Linked DNA regions of Homo sapiens: regions 2, 3, 4 and 5 are each linked to region 1. The links are chromatin contacts, found by Hi-C or POLR2A ChIA-PET in ENCODE. All regions are on one chromosome and are shown on one strand. Each heading gives the region's core, a stretch centred on a gene start or an enhancer-like site at or near the end of the contact. The rest is flanking DNA. Distances are from core to core; before and after follow the strand shown. Region 1 holds the start of YARS2 (tyrosyl-tRNA synthetase 2). Region 2 has its middle 56 kb from the start of LINC00941. Region 3 overlaps DENND5B (DENN domain containing 5B). Region 4 holds the start of DDX11-AS1 (DDX11 antisense RNA 1). Region 5 overlaps AMN1 (antagonist of mitotic exit network 1 homolog).

The links. Hi-C counts contacts between places; a loop is a spot of excess contacts on that map. ChIA-PET counts read pairs that join two places held with the same protein, here RNA polymerase II (POLR2A). Pooled maps may share reads with other maps.
Region 2: a map of CD8-positive, alpha-beta T cell shows a loop between it and region 1 (39-fold over the local background). The contact joins the enhancer-like site here to the promoter of YARS2 in region 1. A Hi-C loop is called at or near these places in 2 of 168 maps with a recorded cell type or tissue (CD8-positive, alpha-beta T cell and naive thymus-derived CD4-positive, alpha-beta T cell), 2 of 37 single-sample maps with no recorded cell type and 9 of 50 pooled maps.
Region 3: a map of CD4-positive, alpha-beta memory T cell shows a loop between it and region 1 (7-fold over the local background). The contact joins the enhancer-like site here to the promoter of YARS2 in region 1. A Hi-C loop is called at or near these places in 1 of 168 maps with a recorded cell type or tissue (CD4-positive, alpha-beta memory T cell), 3 of 37 single-sample maps with no recorded cell type and 8 of 50 pooled maps. POLR2A ChIA-PET finds 5 or more read pairs at or near these places in 1 of 52 experiments (OCI-LY7).
Region 4: a loop to region 1 is called in a map of CD8-positive, alpha-beta T cell, with 6 times the contacts of the local background. The contact joins the promoter of DDX11-AS1 here to the promoter of YARS2 in region 1. A Hi-C loop is called at or near these places in 2 of 168 maps with a recorded cell type or tissue (CD8-positive, alpha-beta T cell and naive thymus-derived CD4-positive, alpha-beta T cell) and 12 of 50 pooled maps. POLR2A ChIA-PET finds 5 or more read pairs at or near these places in 2 of 52 experiments (CD4-positive, alpha-beta T cell and activated CD8-positive, alpha-beta memory T cell).
Region 5: a loop to region 1 is called in a map of CD4-positive, alpha-beta T cell, with 4 times the contacts of the local background. The contact joins the enhancer-like site here to the promoter of YARS2 in region 1. A Hi-C loop is called at or near these places in 1 of 168 maps with a recorded cell type or tissue (CD4-positive, alpha-beta T cell), 1 of 37 single-sample maps with no recorded cell type and 7 of 50 pooled maps. POLR2A ChIA-PET finds 5 or more read pairs at or near these places in 1 of 52 experiments (A673).

What each region holds. Positions count from the first base shown.
Region 1 is chr12:32,754,464-32,757,267 of GRCh38, forward strand. YARS2 (tyrosyl-tRNA synthetase 2) reads right to left here and starts at 1,434. Exons shown (of 5, transcript NM_001040436.3): 1 at 633-1,434. The coding sequence starts at 1,411. RefSeq lists enhancers at 374-1,013, 570-729, 1,014-1,653, 1,100-1,199, 1,220-1,449 and 1 more.
Region 2 is chr12:30,850,128-30,852,847 of GRCh38, forward strand. No RefSeq gene overlaps it. Among named protein-coding and RNA genes, the nearest start is that of LINC00941, 56 kb to the left of the region's middle. RefSeq lists an enhancer at 1,205-1,554. Within about 2 kb of position 1,329, at least 24 of the 41 ENCODE cell types and tissues checked have a DNase peak (open chromatin) inside an H3K27ac peak, as active enhancers do; they include CD8-positive, alpha-beta T cell, where a contact is called at or near this core.
Region 3 is chr12:31,405,091-31,407,815 of GRCh38, forward strand. The region is part of intron 14 of DENND5B (DENN domain containing 5B); the gene reads right to left. Among named protein-coding and RNA genes, the nearest start is that of LINC02387, 37 kb to the left of the region's middle. RefSeq lists enhancers at 21-160, 1,041-1,210. Within about 2 kb of position 1,386, at least 3 of the 41 ENCODE cell types and tissues checked have a DNase peak (open chromatin) inside an H3K27ac peak, as active enhancers do; they include OCI-LY7, where a contact is called at or near this core.
Region 4 is chr12:31,072,520-31,075,219 of GRCh38, forward strand. It overlaps DDX11-AS1 (DDX11 antisense RNA 1), which reads right to left and starts at 1,328. Exons shown (of 3, transcript NR_038927.2): 1 at 676-1,328. It overlaps DDX11 (DEAD/H-box helicase 11), which reads left to right and starts at 1,341. Exons shown (of 27, transcript NM_030653.4): 1 at 1,341-1,572. RefSeq lists enhancers at 992-1,523, 1,396-1,505, 2,036-2,195, 2,056-2,585.
Region 5 is chr12:31,681,008-31,683,707 of GRCh38, forward strand. The region is part of intron 6 of AMN1 (antagonist of mitotic exit network 1 homolog); the gene reads right to left. Among named protein-coding and RNA genes, the nearest start is that of ETFBKMT, 23 kb to the left of the region's middle. RefSeq lists a silencer at 1,440-1,529. Within about 2 kb of position 1,309, at least 4 of the 41 ENCODE cell types and tissues checked have a DNase peak (open chromatin) inside an H3K27ac peak, as active enhancers do.

The sequences.
Region 1 (2,804 bases), core at 184-2,683:
CTCTCAAGAAAATGCTATTAGACCCGCATTACTTGTCAATTATTTGGAGTTGAAAAAACTTTTTGAGATACCAACCAAGGACTAACACTAGTTTCATGGAGGGTGCAGAGCTAAAGCAGAGGCTAGCTACTCAAGGAGGCCCAGTCACGTTCTGGTATAAACACACAAAAGCAGTTTCTCTAATTAGAGAGGACGACTTAGGCGAAGCAAAACAGACCGACCAAATCTTCACTAGTGGTCTGTTTCCCTTTTTTTTTTTTTTTTTTTTGAGACGGAGTCTCCCTCTGTTGCCCCAGGCTGGAGTGCAGTGGCGCGATCTCGGCTCACTGAAACCTTCGCCTCCCGGGTTCAAGAGATTCTCCTGCCTCAGCCTCCCGAATAGCTGGGATTACAGGCGTGCATCACCACGCCCAGCTAATTTTTAGAATACACCGTTTACTCTTAATACCCTTAATTCAGCCCTTTAATTCTTATTAGCCAGTGTTATTAACGCCATTATAGAGCCTTAATGGGGATAAAACCAACAAGAGCTGGAACGAAGGGCAGCAACTACAATCCTAAGAGTGAATCACAGGCTACTAGTGTGTAAATTATTTGGTCCCAGGATTTCCCCAAGGTTTAAAGGCACTTACTTGTTGATGAACTCATATCCGGACATGATGTTGCCTAGTTGATCAGATCCGCCCAGCTGGACCCTGCATCCATAACGCTGGAAGAGGTAATAGAAGTCATAGGCCTGGAGCACCTGGTAAAAGAACTCGGCCAAGCTCATGCCCTCGGGGCTCTTGAGCCGCAGCTGCACGCTCTGCCGGCTCAGCAGCGTCCCCATGCGGAAGTGACCCCCCACTGCCGCCAGGAAGTCCACCAGGTGCTGCTTCTGGTACCAGGCCGAGTTGTCCAGCACAGTGAAGCTGCCCCAGGAGCGCCCATCAGTGAAAAGCTGCTGGTGATTAGCCGCCAGGGCCTCAAGCCCTAGGCGCAGAGCTCGCGCGTTGGCTCGCACGCGCTCTGTCTCCAGCGCCTCGCGTTCCTTGGTACGGCCGCTCGGGTCTCCCAGGCGCGCCGTGGCGCCTCCCACCAGCGCGATCACGTTGTGGCCCGCTCGCTGCAAATGAAACAGGCCCAGCAGCGCAAGTAGATGACCCACATGAAGCGAGTCTGCCGTGGGGTCGAAGCCACAGTAAATGGTTTGGGGAAAACTCGCCGTGCCACGGTCGAAGAGCTCTGGGAGCTCTATTTTCGTCCCCGTCTCCGGGAAGAAGTCCTTGAACAGACCTCGAGCCTTCTGCGCTGCCAGTAACCCCTGAGCGCCCGAGTGGGCCTTACGCAGCCCCAAGGGCAACAATACTGAGAGATTTAGGGTACCAGACCACCGGCCCCAGGAAAAGGACCGCAAGATGGGCGCCGCCATCTTGGTAGCGGCACGAAGGGAATGCTGGGATTGCAGAGGCTCCCACCACACCCACCTACTTACAGCTCCTAGGGAAGGTGCTTCAGTGTTTTTCTGCGCATGCCCGAGACGGTTACGTAGTTACGGAGCTTGCGCTCTCAGCAGTTGAGTCCCGACTCCAAGTGGCGATTCCGCCTCAGAGCCGTCGCCTTACGTTCCCTTAAACTTAATTTTTCCATCAGCAGTGTGGATCTGCTTATGATAGTTCCTACCTCATAAGGCTGTTGTGAGCCTTAAAAATTAAAGCATTTGGCACATAACGCTTCACAAATGCTAACTTGTATTTACATTTTCACGTAAAAAGATTGTGATGCGCAAGTTCTTTGAAGTCTTGGTTCCATGCAAAAAGCTGTTCACAGAGGTTGAGAAAGGTTAGGAATTGGTTTAAGTTCGCGGAGAGATAGGGAGTTGCTGCTGAGACGCAAGCAATTTCATAGTACCGATTCCCTAATTGCACCTCGTCCCCAGTATTCATCGGCTCTTCCAGGAGGTGGCAGTCTTGTCCAAGGTATAGCAAGAAAAACTCAGTGCAATAAAGTACATGCATCAAGTCCTGTGGTTTATTTATTTTAAATACAGTTAACTAGGTTGGGACACAGCTTAGCATGAGTGGATTCAAGTTAGTAATCACATCGTGCAGCGTGACAGGTGCTCTGAATACTGACCAGGGATGAGGTTCTTATTGGCAGCTGGCTGGCAGGTGATCTAGCTTCAAAATCCCATGTTAGAGCCTGATTTCTAGGACCGCTTTCAAAATCGTCTTAGGTAGAATTCCCTGGACTCTGAGTTGGGGGGGAGACTGGTTTGCAGGAGGGTAATTGGAGTGTGCTCTTAAGAACAACACCTATAATGGAGTGAGGGAGGCCGGGTTGGGCGGAGGGAGAAAGAAGTTGAACTGTGAACAATTTGTAATAGAGGCCTCAGGCAATCCAGTAAGGGCTCTGGAGCCGGGATTTCCTTTCAGAGTCATCCTGAATTGAGGCCAGGGGGCAGACCTTTAGACCCTCTTACTGACTGCTCATTAAATGTGGGATGTTTCTGGGGAGGAAGCAAAACGCTGGGTTAAGGCTTTTGGAGAGTGAGATGTGCAGGAAGGGACTCAGCTGTGAGCAATAAGCAACCAACACTCCCAGCAGCTGGGGGATTGAGTGCCTTGGTCCTGTGACTGGGATCTGGGCCATGTTCCAAATCATTCCCTACAGGACTTTTCCATTTTTTAACGTTATAAAGTTATCTAACAAAATGAAAACTTATTTTAATAATTAGTTTCTTTGCATGTATAATTATCAGTGAATTAGTTTCTCATTGCCAAATAGTAACTTCAATAGGATTTTGAGATACTCATTCAATAGGC
Region 2 (2,720 bases), core at 79-2,578, 1.9 Mb before region 1:
TCACGCCATTCTTCCAAGAACCCTTAGATAAACCTCAGGAGAAGGCACAACTGCTGTTCCCCACACAATACCCCTTTTCAGCAGGAAGTAGCCAGAAAGAATCGCCATCCAACACCCCCTGACAGCAGTTAGGTTTGCTTCTCTTGAGCGGGGGAATGATACAGGAGTTACTAAGAAATAATTTTTAGGCAGATAGAAAGGGTAAAAGGAATTCTCGGTAAGGCTTTTTCTTTTAATAAAAGCAACCCCAGACCTTTTCTTTTCTTTTTGAGACAGTCTCACTCTGTCGCCCAGGCTGGAGTGCAATGGTGCAATCTGGGCTCACTGTAACCTCTGCCTCCCTGGTTCAAGTGATTCTCCTGTCTCAGCCTCCCATGTAGCTAGGATTATAGGTGCCCGCCACCAAGCCTGGCTAATTTTTTTTTTTGTATTTTTAGTAGAGATGGGGTTTCACCATGTTAGCCAGGCTGATCTCAAACTCCTGACCTCAAGTGATCCGCCTACCTCAGCCTCCCAAAGTGCTAGGATTACAGGCATCAGCCACCGCACCTGGCCAAATCATTTCTTTTCTAACAGAAAGGCAAATTAAAGGGCCAGGCTGGCAAGCTTTGATATGCAAACGCAGGCCATTAGAAGCTGAGTCCACCCAATATGGTGATTCGTGCCTTCTTCTTGTCACCAGGTATGCCAAGTGTCATGGCCACCTCCAGGTAACTGCATGTGTTCAGGACATCAGAGCGGCCCACATTTGCACATTAAAAGGATAAGGTGGGAGGGCCGGGTTTTTCACGGGCTTCGTGAATGACACACCTGGTCAAACCAATCCCCTGGGCCCTCTGTGGGCGGCAAGCCACCCAGGTGACGAGGCAAGAGACTAAAAGCACAAGCTATTCCAGTATAATAAAGAAAATACTTAAAATAAGAATAGTTATATTAGGCATAGAATATAGATATGATTATATATGAATATTACTAATCATTAGTTTATAGCATTACTCTTTATTCTAATATTATAATAATCTTTGTTCTACAATTATAACCTAGGAAAAACCAGGACATACAGAGATAGGAGCTGAAGGGACATGGTGAGAAGTGACCAGAAGACTAGTGTGAGCCCTCTGTCACACCCGGACAGGGCCACTAGAGGGCTCCTTGGTCTAGTGGTAACGCTAGTGCCTGGGAAGGCACCCGTTACTTAGCAGATCGGGAAAGGGAGTCTCCCTTTCCCCGGTGGAGTTAGAGAAGACTCTGCTCCACCACCTCTTGTGGAAGGCCTGACATCAGTCAGGCCCGCCCGCAGCCATCCGGAGACCTAAACGTCTCGCTGTGATGCTGTGCTTCAGAGGTCACGCTCCTGTTTCACTTTCATGTTCTGCTCTGTACACCTGGCTCCGCCTTCTAGATAGCAATAGCAGAATTAGTGAAAGTATTAAAGTCTTTGATCTTTCTGAGAAGAGCATAGAAGAAATAATGACGTAAGCTGTCCTCTCTCCAGCTCGGCTACCTAAAAGGGAAAGGCCCCCTGTCCGGTGGACACGTGACTCACATGACCTTATTAATCACTGGAGATGACTCACACTCCTTACCCTGCCCCTTTGCCTTGTACACAATAAATAACAGCGCGACCAGGCATTCGGGGCCACTGCCAGTCTCCACATCTAGGTGGTAGTGGTCCCCCGGGCCCAGCTGTCTTTTCTTCTATCTCTTTGTCTTGTGTCTTTATTTCTACGACCTCTCATCTCCGCACACCAGGAGAAAAACCCACAGACCCAGTAGGGCTGGACCCTACAGCTCTATGCAAATCAGATACTGCCTCCTCCAGCCTCCCATATAACCGACCACTTTTCTGCCCTCCCTCTGTCTCTGTACAGGGGAGCTGTTCTCTTCTTTCTTTCTTCTTTCTTCTTTCTTGCCTATTAAATTATCCGCTCCTTAAACCACTCCGCATGTGTCCATGTCATTTTATCTAAATCAGCATGAGACCAAGGACCTGATGTTCCTCCAGTCATTGGAGCCATATCAGGGCCATTTACTTTGATAGAGAGACAAAGCTGGTTTAGTGATGGATAGGGGGCTTAGTCATTAAGGAACTCATTTTTGGACATGGTGAATTTGGGTATTAATAGCTTATAAAATGTAATGCTATCAGATCCATAACACTTTCCAGGAACTGTGGCTTTTTCACTGGGGTTTTAAGCTCCTCTGGGAAAACGAGGGGCAATGTTGGGCAGGAAGAACTCCCACCCTCCAGGAAGCCTGAGTGGACCATCCCTTCCCCAAAAGCAGGCTTCCTATCAAAGCTGCGTTGTCCTTTTCATCCTTTCTCCCTGCATGCCTCCATCCAAAAATAGAAGTGTGTTACCCTGCGGGTTCACTGAGCCTCCACATAACCACACATGTCAAAATCATGGAACACTGAGGAGGCCTTCTCAAAATATTTTGGAATTATCTACATTCAGTTTTAGTTTTTAAAACTTTAAAAAAATGCAATTGTACTTTAACTCACCTTACATCCTGATAGCATTATAAATTTGAGGATAATTTTAGAAAATGGAGATTATTTGTAATTCCCATGATATACTTTCTGGGAAATATAAGTAGTAAATTTGCATTTAATGATTAATTCCACTACTCCCTTAAAAACATAATATCTATGAGCAGTTCAGCAGTGAGGGACATTTAAAATAGAAAAAAAATCCTCCGTTAATATTTTTATGTTC
Region 3 (2,725 bases), core at 136-2,635, 1.3 Mb before region 1:
AGACAGCATGTCACTATTTTGCCCAGGCTAGTCTTGAACTGGACTCAAGCGATCTTTTTGCCTTGGCCTCTCAAAGTGCTGGAACTCCAGGCATGAGCCACTGCACCTGGCCTGATTGTAAAATTTTAAAGTTTTTTTTTTTTGAGACACGGTCTCGCTCTGTCACCCAGGGTAGAGTGCAGTGGCACGATCTCAAGCTTACTGCAATCTCCACCTCCTGGGCTCAAGTGATCCTCCCACCTCGGCCTCCCCAGTAGCTGGGACCAGAGGTGTGCACCACTACGCCCAGCTATTTTTTTGTAGTTTTAGTAGAGGCAGGGTTTTGCCATGTTGCCCAGGCTGGTCTCAAACTCCTAAGCTCAAGAGATCTGCCTGCCTTGGCCTCCCAAAGTGTTAAGACTACCGGCATGAGCCACCTGCCATGTATGTATGTATGTATGTATGTATGTATGTATGTATGTATGTATGTATTTTTGAGGCAGAGTTTCACTCTATCTCCCAGGCTGGAGTGCAGTGGTGCAATCTCAGCTCACTGCAACCTCTGCCGCCCGGGTTCAAGTGATTCTCCTGCCTTAGCCTCCCAAGTAGTTGGGATTACGGGGGCTTGCCACCGTGCCCAGCTAATTTTTGTACTTTTAGCAGAGACGGGGTTTTATCATCTTGGCCAGGCTGGTCTTGAACTCCTGACCACGTGATTCACCCACCAAGGCCTCCCAAAGTGCTGGGATTACAGGTGTGAGCCATCGCACCTGGCCACTATTTATTTATTTTTTGAGAAGAAGTCTTGTTCTGATGCCCAGGCTCGAGTGCAGTGGGGCGATTTCAGCTCACTGCAACCTCCGCCTCCCGGGTTCAAGCGATTCTCCTACCTCAGTCTCTGGAGTAGCTGGGATTACAGGTGTGCGCCCACCATGCCCAGCTAATTTTTGTACTTTTAGTAGAGACAGGGTTTCCCCATGTTGGCCAGGCTGGTCTTGACCTCCTGACCTCAGGTGATCCGCCACCTCGGCCTCCAAAAGTGCTAGGATTACAGGTGTGAGCCACCATGCCCAGCCATTTTTTTTTTTAAGTAGGGTAGAATCAATATTTGTTGTTATCCTTGGGATTTCTGCCCATTTGATCATAAGAGGGGGTGTTAGAAGCCCTCCGTGAAAGATCTACAAGTAGGATGAAAAACATTTACTAAAGAAGGTGCCTAGATATAGCCTCACAATATGAGCTCATGGTTCAGTGCACTCTTAGATGAGGAAAACAAATGAGATAAATGGTTCATTTCCCTAATTTTACATAAAAGACTTTCTTTATGTTAGGTGAAGAGTCTCCCTTTGTGTCCTTTTATTTTGGCTTTAGGATAGGAAAATGTCAGAGAAAAGGCCATATATTCACGGTTTAGTAATCATCAGAATCAAATGGGTTTTGAAACTGAAAGCAGAAGAGGTTAGTGTTAAGACTTTATTTTAGGTGCCAGAGGCTTTTCTCATTTCTTGCACTGCTAAGAAAATCTGCAGAAAAAGGCATGTTTAGGGTCAGCAGTTCTGTGGCTGCAAAAGGCCCACAGATGCACAACAGTGATTTCATAGTTTAAGTATGAAAAAGCAATATGATTAAATTTAAAAATTTCTTTCATGAAGAATTCCTCAAATTGAAAGAGTTACTCAGATGAAGAGAAATCTACAGATATAAGGAGGATTTTAGGAATCCTCTACTGCTACTACTTCTTACTTATTTAGAGACAGTCTCAACCTGTCACCCAGGCTGGAGGGCAGTGGTGTGATCTTGGCTCACTGCAACCTCTGCCTCCCGGGTTCAAGTGATTCTCCCACATCAGCCTCCTGAGTAGGTGGGACTAAAGCAAGCGCCACCACGTCCGGCTAATTTTTGTATTTTTTGGTAGAGATGAGGTTTCACCATGTTGGCCACGTCAGTCTCGAACTCCTGACCTCATGTGATCCACCCGCCTTGGCCTCCCAAGGTGCTGGCATTACAGGTGTGAGCCACTGTGCCTGGCCTCTTCGATTTAATTAAATTAATTAATTAATTTATTTATTTATTTATTTTGAGACGGAGTCTCGCTCTGTCGCCCAGGCTGGAGTGCAGTGGCGCAATCTCGGCTGACTGCAACCTCCGCCTCCCGGGTTCAAGCAATTCTCCTACCTCAGCCTCCTGAGTAGCTGGGATTACAGGCGCCCACCACCACACCCAGCTAATTTTTGTATTTTTAGTAGAGACGGGGTTTCACCATGTTGGTCAGGCTGGTCTCTAACCCCTGCCCTTGTGATCCAACTGCCTTGGCCTCCCAAAGCGCTGGGATTACAGGCTTGAGCCACCGCGCCCGGCCCAATTTTAAAACTGTATATAACTTTTTAGTTTCTTACACCTGCAGTAACCTAATCAACGAATAGTAACTTGACAGGCATTACAGGATGGCCTAATCCCCATTCCAATTCCCTTTTCCTTTGTCTTCCGTTACCAGAGACTGGAAAGCCAAAACCTACACAATTCTGGCCAGTGAAATGTTAGTGATATTTATTGAGATTTTTTGGAAAATTATGTCTTTCTAGCACAGATCCTGCCCCTCCTTGGCACTCTCTCCTTCCTGCTGGAAGGTATGCTGAGAACAGCCATGTTGAAACCATGAGGTAACTAGCACACACAGAGCATGTCTAACAGGAAAAAGACAATGAGCCTGGGTCCGTGACAGCACTGCCCACTGCCTACTTTGAGA
Region 4 (2,700 bases), core at 78-2,577, 1.7 Mb before region 1:
CACCAGAAGGAAAAAACTCCAAACCCATCGGAACATCTGAGGGAACAAACTCCAGACACACCGCCTTTAAAAACTAACACCGCGAGGGTCTGCAGCTTCAGTCTTGCGTTAGTGAGACCAAGAACCCATCAATTCTGGACACACTATCAACTTTGTTTCTCCAAGGGTGCTTCTTAAACTGGATGATGCACACCCTAGGAGTGTGTGTGTAGGATGGGGTTTGAAGCAGTAGGGTAAAAAACCTAGCATACATTCTATTCCAGAGGTGTCAATTTACCAGACAACAGTTATTTTAAAACTTTTTTATGCAAAAACATGTTATAGGGTGGAATGCAACATTTTTATGGGCCTGTGGGCCATTTGTATACATCTTTGGAGAAATGGCTATTTAAGTACTCTGCCCATTAATTCTAAACTTAAAACTAAGACTTCAAAGTCCCTCTAAGGATTTTGCTGGGCCACATCCCAAGACCCTGAAGGGTATTACTTACTCGCCCTCTCCAAACTGCCGAAGTCGGAAGCAGGTGACAAAAAAGCTGACCCTGGAATCACCTTTTGTAAATTTCCCACCTCCAAGCTTTTCGATAGTTTGTAACACTGGCTCCTCTCCCCAAAAGCCTTTCCTTCAAGTCCCAGCAACTCTCCCTGACCCTGCTGGGAAGGCGCACCAATTACCTGTCATTCCAGGAAAGCTCATAGCATAAGATGATCCCATTGGTCATCTCCCAGAACCAGACTTTCTGAAAAGTCCTCAAGGACCAGCTAGTCCAATCCCTCACTGAATAAAGGAGAAGCAAAGTCTAGGGAGGTGAGGTGATTCGTTGTCCTCCTAATTAGCAGGTGAGCTCCTGGCAGGGCTGGGGTTTCATCTTCTGGGCTCTCTGCAAGGTCGTGCCCGGCACGGGCCAGGAACAATTTCATAAACTCGTCATCTAGACGGCCTTTGACTGACACCATCTCTCCGTGTGGAGGAGCCGCTGGGGTGCACGGGGCAGGTGTCGTCCGTTTCAAAGGTAAAATAACCCAGCTGCAGACCTCCAGAGGCCGACTAGAGCCGGGGTCAGAAAACAGGTTTTCCCTCTCGGGGACAGCGCCCAGGGGACCGGCATTAGAACATCGGCTGATGTTTCATCTGGTCAGGGAACCATCCAGCGCTTAGTACACCTGGCGCTAATCGGCGGGGATTAATCTCACACCCCGCAGCTGGCGGAAAGCAGCGGGAGGAGGCACCTAGCCCTGGGGTTGAGATCCCAGTTCCCGCGTGCGCAAACCACGCCCCTGTAGATTCTCGCTGCTGCGTGTTCGCGCGCGTCCCGGAGTGCGCATGCGCAGCGGCGGGGGTTGTTCCGGCTGCCTTTCACTGAGGGGACCCGCCAGTTTCTAACTCAGTGGCGTTTGCCCTGATTCCCGGGGCCTGGCTTTCAGCGTAGCAATTCTGCCGGCGAAGAAGGTGAGCGCAGTGCTGTGTGGCAGCAGAGCTCCTTAGGACGAGGAGCAGCGGGACGAGGAAGGGCAGACTGGTGAAATCGCAAACTGGGCGTCTGTTCCGGCGCCGGACCCCTATTTGCAAAGGTGGGTGGCCCGTCCGGAGCGGGAAAACATTCCGGAAGTGGAGGGCCGGGCCAGCGTGATTGACAAGCGGGAACCCCTGTGTGGGGACGGGTAGGCCTAGGAAGGTTGTGCCTGCGGTGGAACTGGGCGGTGCGCAGAAGTGGGCATTAACAGCAGCCGCGTGTCTGGGTCTTAGATTTGGCCCAGCTGTGTTGAGCTTTTCATGGATTATCTTACGTAGATAAGACACTGCAACAGTGAGTGAGCGCTTGTAACCCACCTGTCTCTTACGGAAACTGAGCCCCAGCGATGCTAACTTTAGCAAGGATACAGCTGGGATCCTAAACTTGGCAATCAGAGCCCAGAGCCGATAAAGTTAGCTGCATGAGTCTAGCTTCCCCCAGGGCGGGAATCGAGGCGGAGCAGGGTACAGTACGGAGGCCAGGAATGAGTGCACTTGACCAGATTGTTGACGGAAGTGTCATAAAAATGGACTTAAATGCTGATAAGCAGCTGTTTGGGTTCCACACAGGGTGCGAGCTCAGGATGCACGTTGGAGGGGACACAGGGCCAGAGCAAGGTGGGAATGCGGGTATTATGGGCCAGGCCATCCTCCAGCTGGTGGAGCACCGCAGTACTGCAGTGTGTGGCCCTGGCTTAACAGCAGTGCGGAAAAGCTTTTTTCTTGGGGCTGTGGTGCTTTCCAGGTGTGTGAAGTTAAAACATTTTAGGGCCATACGGTAGATAGTACCTGCCACATAGTTGTCTTGGTCAGCCCCGGCTGCCATGACAAAATACCATAAACTGGGTGGCTTAGACACAGAAATGTGTTTTCTCACAGTCCCAGAGGCTTGGGATGTCCAAGATCAATGTGGGGAGGACACAACTGAGCCCACAACAATAGTCTGTACTCAGTAATGAGTGATAATTGGGGACTGAAGAAAATGAACACGTTAAGAACTAATATGTTCCTGAAGTGCTTTCACAACTCTAACCTCGTTTTATGAGCGTGAGCTTTGCTGTCCTGGTGTGTGCCTTGGCACTGGGAGGTGATGGTTGTCCTCCACACAGCCAACCTGAAGAGGGCTGAACAAGTCACTGCAAATGTTTTTAATAGGGCTTAGTGAATCCGTTATACTCAGATTTATC
Region 5 (2,700 bases), core at 59-2,558, 1.1 Mb before region 1:
CCATTCAATGATGTTAGCAAAAATATATCATTATAGAAGATTTAGGGGTACTGATGGTTAAGTGGGAAGAGTAGAAGTGATCTGGGTAGTTAAAATTTCTTCAGCTTTTTTCTCTTTAGTTTATTAATAAAAGCCATTTTATATGAACTATTTAAAAAATTTATTTTTTTTGATGTGATGACTCAAGGTAGAATATATTGTATGAACTCTTGCATTATTATTTTTATTTATTTTTTTTGAGACGAAGTTTCGCTCTTGTTGCTCAGGCTGGAGTATAGTGGCATGACCTTGGCTCACTGCAACCTCTGCCTCCTGCGTTCAAGCAATTCTCCTGCCTTAGCCTCCTGAGTAGCTGGAATTACAGGCATACATCATCATGCCTGGCTAATTTTTGTATTTTTAGTAGAGACAGGGTTTCACCATGTTGGTCAGGCTGGTCTCATAGTCCTGACCTCAGGTGATCCACCTGCCTCGGCCTCCCAAAGTTCTGGGATTACAGGCGTGAGCCACCATGCCCGGCCTCTTGCATTATTATTAATATTAGATCTCTCAATGTTATGATAATTGGCCATTATGCACAAGGCAAAGTCGAGATCCATAAGAGTTAAGTGATTTATTCGATGTTCTGGAGAGATGGCGTGGATGGGATCAGCGTTCGTTTTACTGTATCTTAAGATTTTAGTTTTAGTCTTAGCACTATTATTATTTTATTAGACAGCAAGTCTCAGTTAATGTTGTGCAGGCTGATTTCAAACCCCTGGGGCCTCAAGCGATCCTCCCACCTCAGCCTCCCGAGTAGCTGGGACTATAGGTGTGCACCACCATGCCCAGCTAATTAAAACAATTTTTTATAGAAGCAGGGTTTCTCTATGTTGCCCAGGCTGGTGTCAAACTCCTGCATTCAAGCGATCCACCCACCTTGGCCTCCCAAAGTGCTGGGATTACAGGCATGAGCCACCGCACCCTGACACAAATAACATTTCAATATCTCACTTTCCTATTCTGTGAAATCAGGGATCAGAAAAATAACATTTTAAAATGTGATGGAGTTGGCTAGGGTAATCAAAAAAGTGTTCTGTGCTAGAAATTTGGAAATGCTTGGACAAACGAAGTTAAACAGTTTCTTAGCTATAGTATTTCTCAGAGCCTTTGACAAATTAACATTCATAATAGTGGCATGTTGCCCTTCACAAACTTTTTGGACATATAAACACTTTTTGTTTTATGTTATGGCACACCATGTAACTGCAGTGAATCTGAAGGATTTCAGGGCAGAACAAAGAAAAAGATGTGACCACAAGGTGGCAGTGGGACACAACAAGCTCTCTTTGGACAGCGCTTTGACAGGTTTGTATGCCGGGAAGTCCCTCACAGCATGAGACCTTCCAAAGGCAGCGACAGTGTAGGGCGGCCACTACTCAGAAGGGGGAGGGTAAGAGAATTCCTGGAGGACTAGAGAGAGGGTGTATGTGTCATGACGTTGTTTAGCAGCAAGATCGGCGGGGCGGGTGGGGGGGTGTCTCTGGGTTACAGAGCTCCAAAGGGCAGCAGTGATTTGGGGTCTTTTATAGCCTGGGGTTTTTATCTATGGATAGTAGACGTTGAGTGTAGTTTGCAGGGTATGTAAAGCAGGTGGGCTCTAGATAGATGGCTAATAATTTGGTTATTTAGGCTATACTTAAACAATTGGATGTGTAAACATTTGATTTGGTGATGATGGGCTTTTGAGCTAACAGTCCTGGTTGCTGTGAAGAAGTAAACAACACAGGGCCCCAAAGGTCATTTTTAGATCATGTAACGGTAACACCTAGTCCAGCATTTACCAACTGTGATCTTCCAGATCAAAAATATTTTTATTCCAAATATTTTGAACTCCTGCCATTTCAATGTCTACTTCCACTACTTCTGGCAGCCACACAAAAATATAAGAAGTGATTTGAAAGGGGTATGCTATTCTTTTTTTTTTTTTTTTTGAGACAGTGTCTCACCTTGTCACTCAGGCTGGAGTGCAGTGGCACAATCTTGGCTAATTGCAACCTCTGCCCCCCAGGCTCAAGTGATCCTCATGCGTCAGCCATCAGAGTAGCTGGGATTACAGGCGTGCGCCACCATGCCCAGCTAATTTTTGTATTTTTAGTAGAGAGGGGGTTTCACCATATTGGCCAGGCTGGTCTCAAACTCCTAATCTCAAGTGATCTGCCTGCCTTGGCCTCCCAAAGTGCAGGACTACAGGCGTGAGCTACCACACCTGGCCAGAAAATGATATGCTATTCTTGCTGCAAATGTTGAAGTTGACTGATAATTTTTCTTTACCATAAAGCAGTGGTTCCCAAAGTGTAGTCTGCATATTCTGTAGTCTGAGACCCTTTCAGGGTTGTGAACTGAACTAGTTACTTTTCTCATGGAACACCATTTTTACTTTTTAAAAGAATGATTGATATGGTTTGACTGTGTCGCCACCCAAATCTCATCTTGAATTGTAGCTCCCACAATTCCCATGTGTCGTGAGAGGGACCCGGTGGGAGGTAATTGAATCATGGGGGCAAGTCTTTCCTGTGCTGTTCTTATGATAGTAAATAAGTCTCATGAGATCTGATGGTTTTAAAAGGGGAAACCCCTTCTCTTGGCTCTCATTCTCTCTTGCCTGCCACCCTGTAAGACGTGCCTTTCGCCTTCAGCCATGATTGTGAGGCTTCCCCA